Linked DNA regions of Homo sapiens: all the other regions are linked to region 4. The links are chromatin contacts, found by Hi-C or POLR2A ChIA-PET in ENCODE. All regions are on one chromosome and are shown on one strand. Each heading gives the region's core, a stretch centred on a gene start or an enhancer-like site at or near the end of the contact. The rest is flanking DNA. Distances are from core to core; before and after follow the strand shown.

The links. Hi-C counts contacts between places; a loop is a spot of excess contacts on that map. ChIA-PET counts read pairs that join two places held with the same protein, here RNA polymerase II (POLR2A). Pooled maps may share reads with other maps.
Region 1: a map with no recorded cell type shows a loop between it and region 4 (17-fold over the local background). The contact joins the promoter of NICOL1 here to the promoter of FAM193A in region 4. A Hi-C loop is called at or near these places in 1 of 37 single-sample maps with no recorded cell type and 7 of 50 pooled maps. POLR2A ChIA-PET finds 5 or more read pairs at or near these places in 1 of 52 experiments (activated T-cell).
Region 2: a loop to region 4 is called in a pooled map, with 12 times the contacts of the local background. The contact joins the enhancer-like site here to the promoter of FAM193A in region 4. A Hi-C loop is called at or near these places in 5 of 37 single-sample maps with no recorded cell type and 10 of 50 pooled maps.
Region 3: a map of PC-9 shows a loop between it and region 4 (16-fold over the local background). The contact joins the promoter of SLC75A1 here to the promoter of FAM193A in region 4. A Hi-C loop is called at or near these places in 4 of 168 maps with a recorded cell type or tissue (CD4-positive, alpha-beta T cell, CD4-positive, alpha-beta memory T cell, PC-9 and 1 more), 11 of 37 single-sample maps with no recorded cell type and 19 of 50 pooled maps. POLR2A ChIA-PET finds 5 or more read pairs at or near these places in 1 of 52 experiments (MCF 10A).

The regions. Positions count from the first base shown.
Region 1 is chr4:2,040,601-2,043,300 of GRCh38, forward strand. It overlaps NICOL1 (NELL2 interacting cell ontogeny regulator 1), which reads left to right and starts at 1,395. Exons shown (of 4, transcript NM_001168243.4): 1 at 1,395-1,468; 2 at 1,727-1,884; 3 at 2,136-2,224. The coding sequence starts at 1,752. LOC124900839 reads right to left here and starts at 1,314. Exons shown (of 4, transcript XM_047416543.1): 1 at 1,116-1,314. RefSeq lists an enhancer at 534-1,035 and silencers at 1,434-1,533, 1,574-1,633, 1,774-1,983.
Region 2 is chr4:3,036,934-3,039,633 of GRCh38, forward strand. It overlaps GRK4 (G protein-coupled receptor kinase 4), which reads left to right. Exons shown (of 16, transcript NM_182982.3): 14 at 441-578; 15 at 1,443-1,580. Among named protein-coding and RNA genes, the nearest start is that of HTT, 36 kb to the right of the region's middle. RefSeq lists enhancers at 735-784, 1,365-1,454, 1,465-1,514. Within about 2 kb of position 1,343, at least 4 of the 41 ENCODE cell types and tissues checked have a DNase peak (open chromatin) inside an H3K27ac peak, as active enhancers do.
Region 3 is chr4:2,933,403-2,936,102 of GRCh38, forward strand. SLC75A1 (solute carrier family 75 member 1) reads right to left here and starts at 1,423. Exons shown (of 13, transcript NM_001146069.2): 1 at 1,367-1,423; 2 at 351-542; 3 at 165-261. The coding sequence starts at 521. NOP14-AS1 (NOP14 antisense RNA 1) reads left to right here and starts at 2,144. Exons shown (of 4, transcript NR_015453.2): 1 at 2,144-2,700. RefSeq lists enhancers at 1-43, 136-1,003, 2,261-2,700 and silencers at 844-1,063, 1,293-1,602, 1,763-1,872.
Region 4 is chr4:2,535,272-2,537,971 of GRCh38, forward strand. FAM193A (family with sequence similarity 193 member A) reads left to right here and starts at 1,376. Exons shown (of 21, transcript NM_001366318.2): 1 at 1,376-1,899. The coding sequence starts at 1,645. RefSeq lists silencers at 260-419, 640-1,289, 1,300-1,349, 1,610-1,709, 1,790-2,079 and 3 more.

The sequences.
Region 1 (2,700 bases), core at 145-2,644, 490 kb before region 4:
GGCTCTTGGCTCCGAGTGGAGAAGAGCGCGGAAGTGCGCACTAGCCCGACACTCGGGAGGGCCGCTGCCTCCCCAGGCGCCTGGGACAGCGGCCCGCAGCCCCCACCCGGCCCCTCGGGCCCCGCGTGCGTTTCAGCGCGCTGAGGATGCAGCACACCCCCGAGGTGCGACCGGGTCCCCGAAGCCCGGCGTCGGCCCAACCCGGAGGAGGCAGCGGCAGTCACGGGCACGCTTCCCCAACCCACCCTCCCACCCACTCTTAGGGTCAGGACACCCGCGTCCGGCCGGGGCAGGGGCGGCTCTGACCACGCGAGAAGCAGGTGCGTCCGCAGTCCCAGCTTGTGCCGGGAAGACCACCGGCCAGAACCCCGGGGGTTGGGGGTAGAGGTCGGCTAGGCTGGGGAGGGGGGCGCCCGAGGCTCCGGGTCCTGCACGGCGAGCGGGGCGGCCTCCAGGTAGGGGTGCGGCTCCGCCCACCAAGAAGAGGGTCTGGCGGGAGGTGTGGTTAGTCCCTGAGCTCCCGGCCACAGCGCGGGCTGCTGGGTGGGGTGGGGGGGGAGCGGGGGCGCCAGCACCCACGTGCGCCTGGGGCGCCTTCTGAGGAGGCCACCGCCTGTGTCGGTGTCGGCGTGGGGGCCTGGCTCCGACGGCTGGGACCATCCCTCCCAGGGCGTCCGGGGCCCAGATTCGCACTTGCCGGGCGCCCCCGGGGGCCACTGGCTGCACGGCGCTCTTTAAGGCCAACAGCCCTGAGTTCACGGGACTGAAATCGGCACAGAGAGGCCGAGGACCTGTGGTCGGGGCTCCGCGCAAGCGGTTCTCCGGTCTCCGAGGACACCGAGAGGCGGAGAGGAGGACCCTGGGTTGGGGGTGGGTAGCCGGGAGGGACCGAGCAGGCTGGTGCCCACCCTGACGCCCGAGGATCGGGGAGAGGCTGGGCCAGGGAAAAGCCGGGCGAGGGCGGATCCCCCGAGCCGATCCCCCAGACCAGCTCTCTCCGGGCGGTGCGACCCCACACTGGACCCCACTCGCCCGCGGTCGGAGGCCAAGCGTTTGCATGCGCAGCTCCCCGCGCCTCGCGAGCATCGAGCAGCTCCCTCAGGATCGCTCCTGACCTGCTGAGCTCCAGCCACAGATTTCCCACTTCCTCAGCTTTTCTCCCGCCGGCCTTGCGCTCTGGAGGTCTCGCCCCGGCGCCGCCTCCTCCAGGCAGTCCTCTAGACTGCATCCGCCATGGGCCTGGACGCTGCTCCCGGGGGCAGCCCCCGGCCAGGGCCAGGCACACCCGATTCCTGGAGCGTCCTAGGTTCCTCTAAACCCGCGGCCAGCGCAGTCTCGGGTTTCCATGACGACGACGTCGGATGGGGAACCCGGGCGGGGTCGGGTCGGAGCGCATGCGCGTTGCGCGCCGGACGCGGAACGTCTGCCGGTGTCCCCGCGCTGCTGGTCCCGGGGTCCCTGAACCGCGGTAAGGGCGGTGGTGCGGGCGTCCGAATGGGCGTTTTCTAGATACGGGGCGCGGACTAGAGGCTCGCTGGGCCCGGAGACCGGCGGACTGGAGTCGGGGAACCGGAGGTGGGGAGGGGGCTCCCGGGCCCGGGGTGGGTGGGTCCAGGGCTCCCAGGCCTGGGGCTTGGACAAGGGTCGTGGGGCCCGCGGGAGGGGACGGGGGCTCACCGGCCCGGGGCGGGCGGGGCGGGCGCCGCTGACCCCTCGCTGGCTTCAGGGCGGCCCCGCTCCCTCTGCTGGCCATGGCCCCCCCGCCCGCGTGCCGGTCCCCGATGTCACCGCCGCCGCCGCCGCTGCTGCTGCTGCTGCTGAGTCTGGCGCTGCTGGGCGCCCGGGCCCGCGCCGAGCCCGCCGGGAGTGCCGTCCCCGCGCAGAGTAGGTGCCGGGGGCCGGGTTCCGGGGAGCGGGGCGGGGCTGGCGACAGGGGCGTGCGGGGCCGGGGCTCTGCGGGGAGGACCGCGCCTCGCCTTTGTTCCCGGGAGCGGGTCCTCCCCTTCGCGGGAGATGGTGGCTTGGGGAGTGGGGACGTGCGCTCTTTGGCACTGGGTGGACGGGCCCAGAGTGCGTGGGGGCCTTGCGGGTGACCCCCCCTGCGCCCCCTCCACCCTGACCCGCGCCCCCCGCAGGCCGCCCATGCGTGGACTGCCACGCCTTCGAGTTCATGCAGCGCGCCCTGCAGGACCTGCGGAAGACAGCCTGCAGCCTGGACGCGCGGGTGAGCGCCCGCGGCGCGACGGTCCTCCCGGGCTTCCCAGGGGGTGGGGAGGGCAGGGAGGATGAGGAAGAGGCCCCCTGCGGGAGTGGAGTGTCCCTCATCCTTCACCCCGATTTAAGATGCCGCACCTTGCCCCCTTCCTCTGGCTCCAGTCATCCAAGGGGCATTCTGGGCACCTGTCTCACCTATGAGACGCCCCTCTCTCCAGCATACTCTATTTCTAGCCCCTCCCCCAGAAGGCTCTCACTGGGCACTTTGTCCTATGACCGCCACTCCTGAGGGCTGTGACAGATCTGGACCCTGGGGAAGGACTGTCAGCCCAATCCAGGATCCCCTAGGTGGGCGGCAAGGCCCCAGGGCAGAGGAGAAACTGAGGCCGGAGGATGTGGCGAAAGTGTCAGGAATGGGGGGTCAGGCTGGGCAGGGTGGTCTGGATCCTGGGTGGATGCACAGGTTGGTTAAGGCCCCTCCAAGCC
Region 2 (2,700 bases), core at 93-2,592, 500 kb after region 4:
GTTCTGTGCTGCATCTTCCAATACGTGCAGTCCACCCTGCCCTGCATCCCTGACCTCTGTTTGCAATCCATTTTGCACTACGGAAAGGAGAAGGGCATGGCCTCAGGAGGGGTGTGTGTGTGTGTGTGTGTGTGTGTATGTGTGTGTGTATGTGTGTGTGTGTGTGTGTGAGAAAGAGGGAGAGAGCCAGGGCATGCAAGGGACCTGGCACAGACAGTACCACAAAATTGGTGACACTAAAAGCTGGCGAACCACCTCTTCAGAGGACACATTCTGTGATTTAGAAAATGCCTCAAGTGAGAGGGGCCTGGCAAAAGAATGGAGACAGGGAGAGTGGCGGTGTTTATGCGTCAGTTTGCTGGGCGTTTCATTCTTGGGAACTGAGGGAGCTGAGAATTGCTGTAGTCATCTCAGAGGCTGCCCCTGTTCTTGCTACACAGCCTCATGCCGTTTACTGTAAGGACGTCCTGGATATCGAGCAGTTCTCGGTGGTGAAAGGGATCTACCTGGACACCGCAGATGAAGACTTCTATGCTCGGTTTGCTACCGGGTGTGTCTCCATCCCCTGGCAGAATGAGGTACTGCCCTTCCAGCACAGCCGCTTTACGTTAGTTCCAACAGTGACCCAGGGAAAAGGGTGTGTGTGTGTCCGTGTGTGTGTGTGTGTCTGTGTGTATTTGGGAGATAAAATTATATAAGACGGCTGGGCGCAGTGGCTCACGCCTGTAATCCCAGCACTTTGGGAGGCTGAGGCAGGCAGATCATGAGGTCAGGAGTTCGAGACCAGCCTGGCCAACATAGTGAAACCCTGTCTCTACTAAAAGTACAAAAATTAGCCAGGCATGGTGGCAGGCACCTGTAGTCCCAGCTAGTAGGGATGCTGAGGCAGGAGAATCGCTTGAACCTGGGAGGCAGAAGTTGCAGTGAGCTGAGATTGCGCCACTGTACTCCACCTTGGGCGACAGAACGAGACTTCGTCTCACCCAAAAAAAAAAAAAAAAAGATTGTATAAGACTTTTGACCACAGGACTAGACCATGGGCAAGCCAAGGACCATATCAGCAGCTGTCCAGAAGCACAGCGGCTGTCCCTGGTCCCAATGACAGGAAGTGGACAGGAGGTAGCTATTTTGGGTCTGATGGGAGCTTGCCTGCCACCCCGAGCCCCACTCCCTAAGCAGGGCTGGCTGGCAGCCAGGGTTCCCATGGTAGTTCCCTGCTTTGGGAGTACACTCAGAGACAAGGGGAGAGGAGACCACATTACTTATTCCAAGAAGAGGTCAGGAAGCAGGGAAGGAGGAACCCAGAAAAGGGGCCCCACAGTGGGTGCAGGAGCTCTGAGGTGCCCCGCACGGGGCTGGGCAGGAGCTGCTGGCACTGGGAGACACCCACTGACCTGGCAGTTTCTCTGCGGCTTCTCTGTCCTGTTATTCTGTGCATGCAGATGATCGAATCTGGGTGTTTCAAAGACATCAACAAAAGTGAAAGTGAGGAAGCTTTGCCATTAGATCTAGACAAGAACATACATACCCCGGTTTCCAGACCAAACAGAGGCTTCTTCTATAGACTCTTCAGAAGAGGGGTAAAAAGACTTAAAAACTAATATATGTGTGTGTATGTGAAAAAAAAAAAAACATACTGACTGCCAAGGTGAAAACCTGGTACTTTTTCTGTTTGCGATGGCTCCTACAGGCAGTTTTATACAGTCTGAGAGCCACATGGTGCTAGGTGGAGGCCAGCCAGAACAATGAGAACACCCTCGCAGTGAGGTTTGTTGCTGGGATGAAGACTGTTCTGATCCAAAACAGGACTACCTTCCAGCATTTACAAACAGGTTCCCGTGTCGCTGACAAAATAGTTTACACTGGGCTCAGAAATCGGCATCCTGTGGAACCTTCGTCAGATGGCACTCACAGTGCATCTCTCCCTGCTCTGGCTCTTAGACTCACCTCCTTCGCCCGCTGCACGGGGAAAGTGGATTCCTTTTTGAAAAGGGAATCCTGGCTGGGTGCGGTGGCTCACGCCTGTAATCCCAGCACTTTGGGAGGCCGAGGCAGGTGGATCACCTGAGGTCAGGAGTTTGAGACCAGCCTGGCCAACATGGCAAAACCCCAATTCTACTAAAAATACAAAACTTAGCCGGGTGTGGTGGCACATGCCTGTAGTCCCAGCTACTTGGGAGGCTGAGGCAGGAGAATCGCGTGAACCCAGGAGGTGGAGGGTGCAGTGAGCCGAGATCGTGCCACTGTACTCCAGCCTGGGCAACAGCGCAAGACTCCATCTCAAAAAGAAAGAAAGAAAAATGGAATCCTTTGGAAAGACTTTCTGTAATAGCATTAAATGTAGACAAGCCTTTTTTCCATGCAAAGTGTCTCTCCTTGGATTCGTGGGCCATCCTACTTTGCACCCTGTGTGTTCCCAGGGGGTTGATTCAGAGCTTGGCCACTAACATTCTAATCCATCTTTCTTTCAGTATGAAAAATAGGCTAGGCGTGGTGGCTCACGCCTGTAATCCCAGCACTTTGGGAGGCTGAGGAGGGTGGATCACCTGAGGTCAGGAGTTCAAGACCAGCTTAGCCAACATGGTGAAACCCCATCTCTACTAAAAATATAAAAATTAGCCGGTCATGGTGGCATGTGCCTGTAATCCCAGCTACCTGGGAGTCTGAGGCAGGAGAATCGCTTGAACCTGGGAGGCGGAG
Region 3 (2,700 bases), core at 173-2,672, 400 kb after region 4:
AGGGATCATGCCCAGAAGCCAGGACATGTGGGCAAGGGCACCAGACATGCCAGCCCAGGGAGTGGGAAGGCAAGGACCGAGAATTGGGGAGGGGCCTGGGCTGGACCACGTCCACCAAACATAGGACCGTAGAGAGCCCGCCAAGGGCACAGAGCCAGCCATACCTCCGAACAGGACACTGTTGTACCTCTTCTCCACTGGCATCCCGATGGCGGTGGCAAACCAGTCCACCCCGCCCTGCCAGGAGCCATAGAGGGGGTCCTAGGGGATGAGGAATCACGATAAGGGCTGGGGAGGTCTGATGGGCCTGGGGGGCAGGGGGCACTGTGGGCCGCAGGGCAAGGACTCACGTGGGCACGGCCGTGGCTCTCCAACAGCCCGGGCAGCAGGGGCAGCAGCAGCGTGAAGGCCAGGAGGTCCAGCAGGAGGCCGAGAAAGACAACGGTGACCACGCGGCGCTCCGGCGGCTGCTGGTGGATGGGTGGGCGCGGGGTGCAGCCTCCACCCCCTCCCCATCCCATGGTGGGCTGCTCTGACCTGGCCTGGGTGGGGTGCGGCGGGTCGGGTTAGCGGGGAAGCCGAGTCCTCCGGGGCCTGGCATACCCCCACACCCGACAGCCGGCGAGCACCCTAAAGGGGCTGATGGCAGGGGCTCTGGCCTACGGACGCAGGGGCCGTTCTGGCCTGCGCGATGCCCCCGCCCCGAACCCAGGCAGCAGGAAACGCAGGCTTCGGGGATTGCACAAAAAATAGCCGCAAAGGCAACGGTCCTGAGAGACCAGGGTGAGCACATCGCGGACCTGGCCCCACCCCACCCCACGGCCGCGCCTCCCACGCCCTCGTAACAGCGAGAGAAAACTTGAAGCCGCGGGGAACCCGGATCCCGATCCCGATCCCGATCCCGATCCCAACCCCAACCCCAGCCCCGGCCCGCGCCCCGCGATTCCGGCCCCTGGCCCGGACTCGGTCTCCCTGGCGGGGGCCATGGGGTGCACACCGGACGCAGGAGCACCCCCAACCCCGCGCGCCTCCCACTCCGCCATCCCGCGTGCGTCCCGGTCCCGCCCCCACCCCGCGCGCCCCCGGTCCCGCCCCCCACCCTGCGCGTCCCCGGTCCCGTCCCCCACCCTGCGCGCCCTCTAACCCCCACGCCGCGCGCCTCCCACCGCCCCCACCCCGCGCGCCCCTGGTCCAGCCCCACACCCCGCGCGCCCCCTACTCCCCTACCCTGCGCACCTCTCACCCGCCCCACCCCCGCGTACCCCGGGTCCCGTCTCCTCCCCCACCCCGCGCGTCCCCTGTCCCACCCCCAACCCGAGCGCCCCCTACGCCCCCCACCCCGGGCGCCCCCGGTCCCGCCCCGCACCTGCCGCGGCTGCGCGCTCGGGACGGACGGTCGCACAGACGCGGAACAGGGCACCAGGCACGCCGCCAGGGGCGGGACGGCCACGCCCGGCCACGCCACGCCCCGGAAGTGACGTACATCTCTGCACGTTCTCTTCCGGCCGGAGTCAGTGGCGGGGTTCTCGCCGGTCCTGCGGGTCGCTGCTTGGCTGTGGGTTAGCAGCACCCTGAGCGGAGCGGAAGAGCTGCCCGCCGCCGCGTAACCCCGAGGCCGAGACTCCTGGCCTGGCCTCCTTGGGCCCACGACGCCTGCCCCGCGGAGCGGACCCATGGGCCTGAGGTTTGTGTGCGGGGCCTCAGGCGAGCGCTGGCGCAGCCTGTCCCCCATCGTCTGCGCCCTGCGGGCCTGGCCCTCCCCGTGGAAGGACCGCGGGCTTCGGGGCCCCACGCTGGGGGGCTGACTCCTGCCACACACACAGCGGTGGCCGCGGGCCTGGGGCGGCAGCACAGCCATTCTGCTCGGGCTGCGTGAGCTGACCCCGCTCTCTGTGCACCTACTTTTGCTGCGTTTGGTGCTGAGCCTGAAGTCCCAGGACAGGCGGCTGAGGGGGAAAGATGGTGTGAATTGGGTGGGCAGAGACAACTGAAAGCCACAGGACCCGGTTGGCACCTTTTTGGCCGCCTGCGCCTTTGCCTGCAGCCCCGCTCCCTGGGTCACCCGAAGGAGGAGCTGGCGCTCTTTCCGGGCGCAGAAGCACCCGACCCACGCTGGAGGAAACGGTCCCTCTGGGCAGGAGAAGCTTTGGGCCTGGCTGGAGCACACTCACGGAACCACGCCAACGCCTGGCCTGTAGCCAGCTCCCACCTCCCCTCCCACCTTCTAAAATGCTTGCGGATCTCACGTGGCCGACCCTAACCAGATACACATGGGGAAAGGAATCAGGTGGCACACATACCGCCTTTACTCCATAGAGAACTTCCAATTGTGGGTAAGAACAAAGCCCCACCTCTTCCTAATAGATGCAGTTTTCCACCTGCAGCCAAAAAGACAACCTGTTATTAGCTTTTTTCCCAGAGGACAGGCATCTCTATGAAACTGCCATTGCAAAATTTGCCGACAGTGAGATAACCAGCTCCATTTTGCTTCTAACCTCCATGCCCTCCTTGTTTACTGCTGCACGCAGGTTGAACTGTGGGAGGAACTTAGTTTAAAACAAAGATGATAACAGCCCTTTCCCAAAGGAAACCTTTCCTGGGGATTAGCCTGCTTTTGTGGGACCAACAGATTAGCCACAAGATTAGAAACTACGGTTGAAGAGTCACGCAGCGGGAGGCTACAGGATTCTGACCCTCCCC
Region 4 (2,700 bases), core at 126-2,625:
TGAATGGCTTTAAGGGTAGCTTTCTTCTGATCACATGAGATTTCTGCTTGTGTCATGAAGAATGGGTCAGAGGATCAGGAGGCTGTGGCTGCAGCTGGGGCGGGTTGCGGGGACCCAGGACGAACAGTAGAGCTCGGTTAACGCTGCAAGGGGAGCCTGGCAGGCCGTACATCCCAATGCCAAGCCCGCCGCCTCTCGGCCTGACACCACCGGTGGAACCAAAAAGGGGAAATCATGTCCTTTGTGCCTCTGTGTCTGTGGTAAGCGGGGCCCTCCAGGGGGCGGAGCCGCCGGCAGGGTCCCCCCGTGGCCCGGGTCTCAGGGCAGAGCTCTGCCTGGGGCTCGCAGATGTCTGCAAGGCCGCGGAGGGAGGAGGGTCCAGACGCAAGCCCTTATTTCTGATCTGGACGTCTGCGAGGGTCTGACCCGGCTAGTCGTCCCCGAGGTGCGTGAGTGCGAGGGTGTGGGACACGGCCGGATCGTCCTAGGGCCCCGTGGATTAGCAAGGCACCGGGACCACTGGAGAGGGCTTAACGGGATAGCAGGGAGAGGGCGGGCTCGGGAAGAGCACCCTTTAGGCGAGGGGTTCTCGGGGAACCGACCGGCGTGTCCCAGCCCCAGGCCCGGTCCAAGATTCGCCGGCTCCGCCGCTGCCTCCGCACCCAGGCGGACCCCACCGCACCGCGCCCGGCTTTCCAGCGCTGCCCGAACCCCCGCCCAGCCCACGAGGCAGGGATTCTGTGGTCCTCACTGAGTCATCTGGACCAGAACTAGACTAGCCCAAGGTCACCGGGCGTTCCTGGCGAGGCCAGGGCCGCGCCGCGCCGCCCCTGGTGCATCCCGGGAGCCGCGCCGGTCTGCGGCACCTGGGCGGCGGACAGGGGCGCGGGCGAGGCGGGCGGGGCGGGCGGGCAGCGGACACCGGTCAGAGAGGCGGAACTCCCTGCCGCCAGCCGTGTAGTTTGCCTCGCGGGCGGCGGCGCGGCCTCCTGCCGGCCTAGCCCTACGCCCGACCACAACGCCCAGAAGGCCGCGCGGCGCGGGCGGGACCTGCGGCGACGAGCGAGGCGGTGACATCACCGCCGCATCCAGCTCCCTGGCCCCAGCTCCTCCCAGCGCCCGGGCCCTCGGCCTCGCAAGGCCTGACGGGAATCGTGGTCCACCCCCGGGTACCCCCAGCTGCTGCACGGGCAGCACGGACTTCAGTTCCCGGCGTGTCCTGCGCGCCGAGGCACGTTAACGGCAGGAGGGGGTGGGCAAGCAAAGGGAAAAGCAGAGCCGGGGGGCGGAGTAAGGCGGGGTGGGGGTGGGGGGTGGGGGCCCACACCCCTCCCCCTCCCCGCTGCTCCTTCCCCCTCCCCCGACGTAAACTGGGATCCCTTTCCCCTTGTGTCCGCCATATTGGACTCTAACTCTGGTCAGCCGCGGCGCCGGGACTGTGGACTCGCGGTTCCTCCCGCCCAGCGGCCTGCCCCGCAGCTCCCGCCCGCCCCAGCCCTCCCCGACCCGGACGCGACCCCGCGCAGCGCCCCCCGGCTGGCCGGAGCGCCCGCCGCCGCGGCCGCCTCAGCCTCCCCGCCTTCCCCGCCCTCCGCCGCCGCCCGCGGCCCCCGCGCCCGCTCTGCGCCCCTCTCCCCGCCCGCCATGAGCCCAGCCGACGCCAAGCGCGGGGCCAAGCGCCGGAAGAACAAGCGGGGCGGCGGCGGCGGCTCGGGCGGGGGTAACGGCGGCGCGAGCAGCGGCAAGGCCGGCCCGGCGGCGGCGCTGCGCGGTTCCCAGGCCGCGGGCCTGGCGGCCCCGGGCAGCGCGGCAGGCCTGGTGGGCGGCGCGGCGGCGGCCAACGGGCCTCTCGGCGCGGGCGCGAGCGCGGGCGGCGCCGCCCCCGGAGGCTACTTCGAGGTAAGCGGCGGCAGCGGGCAGGGGTCGATGGCGGTACGCGGTTGCCGTTCCCTCGCGCCTTGGCGGAGCTCGGCCTCCCGCTGTCGGCCCCGGGCCTGGGAGCGGGATGCTGCGGGCGGGCGGATAACGGGTCCTGCGGCGCTGCGCTTGCCGAGGTCCCGGGGCAGGGCGGCAGGTGGGCCGTGCTCGGCGTGACGCGGCCTCTGTCAGCCTCTTGAGAGGAGAACCTGAGCAGAGGCGGCGGGAGGGCTACACCGGGGCCGCCGCTCACGGCGACGGGCTGGTCCGCAGGCTGGAGCAGCCCCTCAACGGGCGGGGACGTCTCCGGGGTGCAGCTCCGCGCACGGCGCTTCGCCTTCCGCTGGACCCGGCGGGTGATACCCGCGAGGCCCGGGCTTCTGTCGTGGCGCCTCGCCCGCTGCGGCGGTTCCAGAGCGACTGCGATTCCGGGAGTGAGCAAAGCTGCCCTTTCGCTCCCAGGGCTTTGAAATGTTTCTCTGGCCACCTTCGTTATTCCGTGCGCGTGATGATTGAGAAGGGCCTCCCGGAAGTTTTCCTTTGGTCCTCCTATGTGGTTATTTGAAATCTACCTGACAGCCACCTGGAGCTGGCAGCCCTGGCCCCTCCTCCCCCGCTTTGTTAAGTTTTCAGGGGTATTTAGTGGTTTGGTTACTCAGGTATGTATTTAGGGTTCGAACTTAAGGAATTTGAAAGGTGATTTTTTTCAGTTTTGTTTATGAAGACAGCTAGCACACATTGCACCTACCAATTATGGATTCCTGCCACTTTTATTCAACCGTT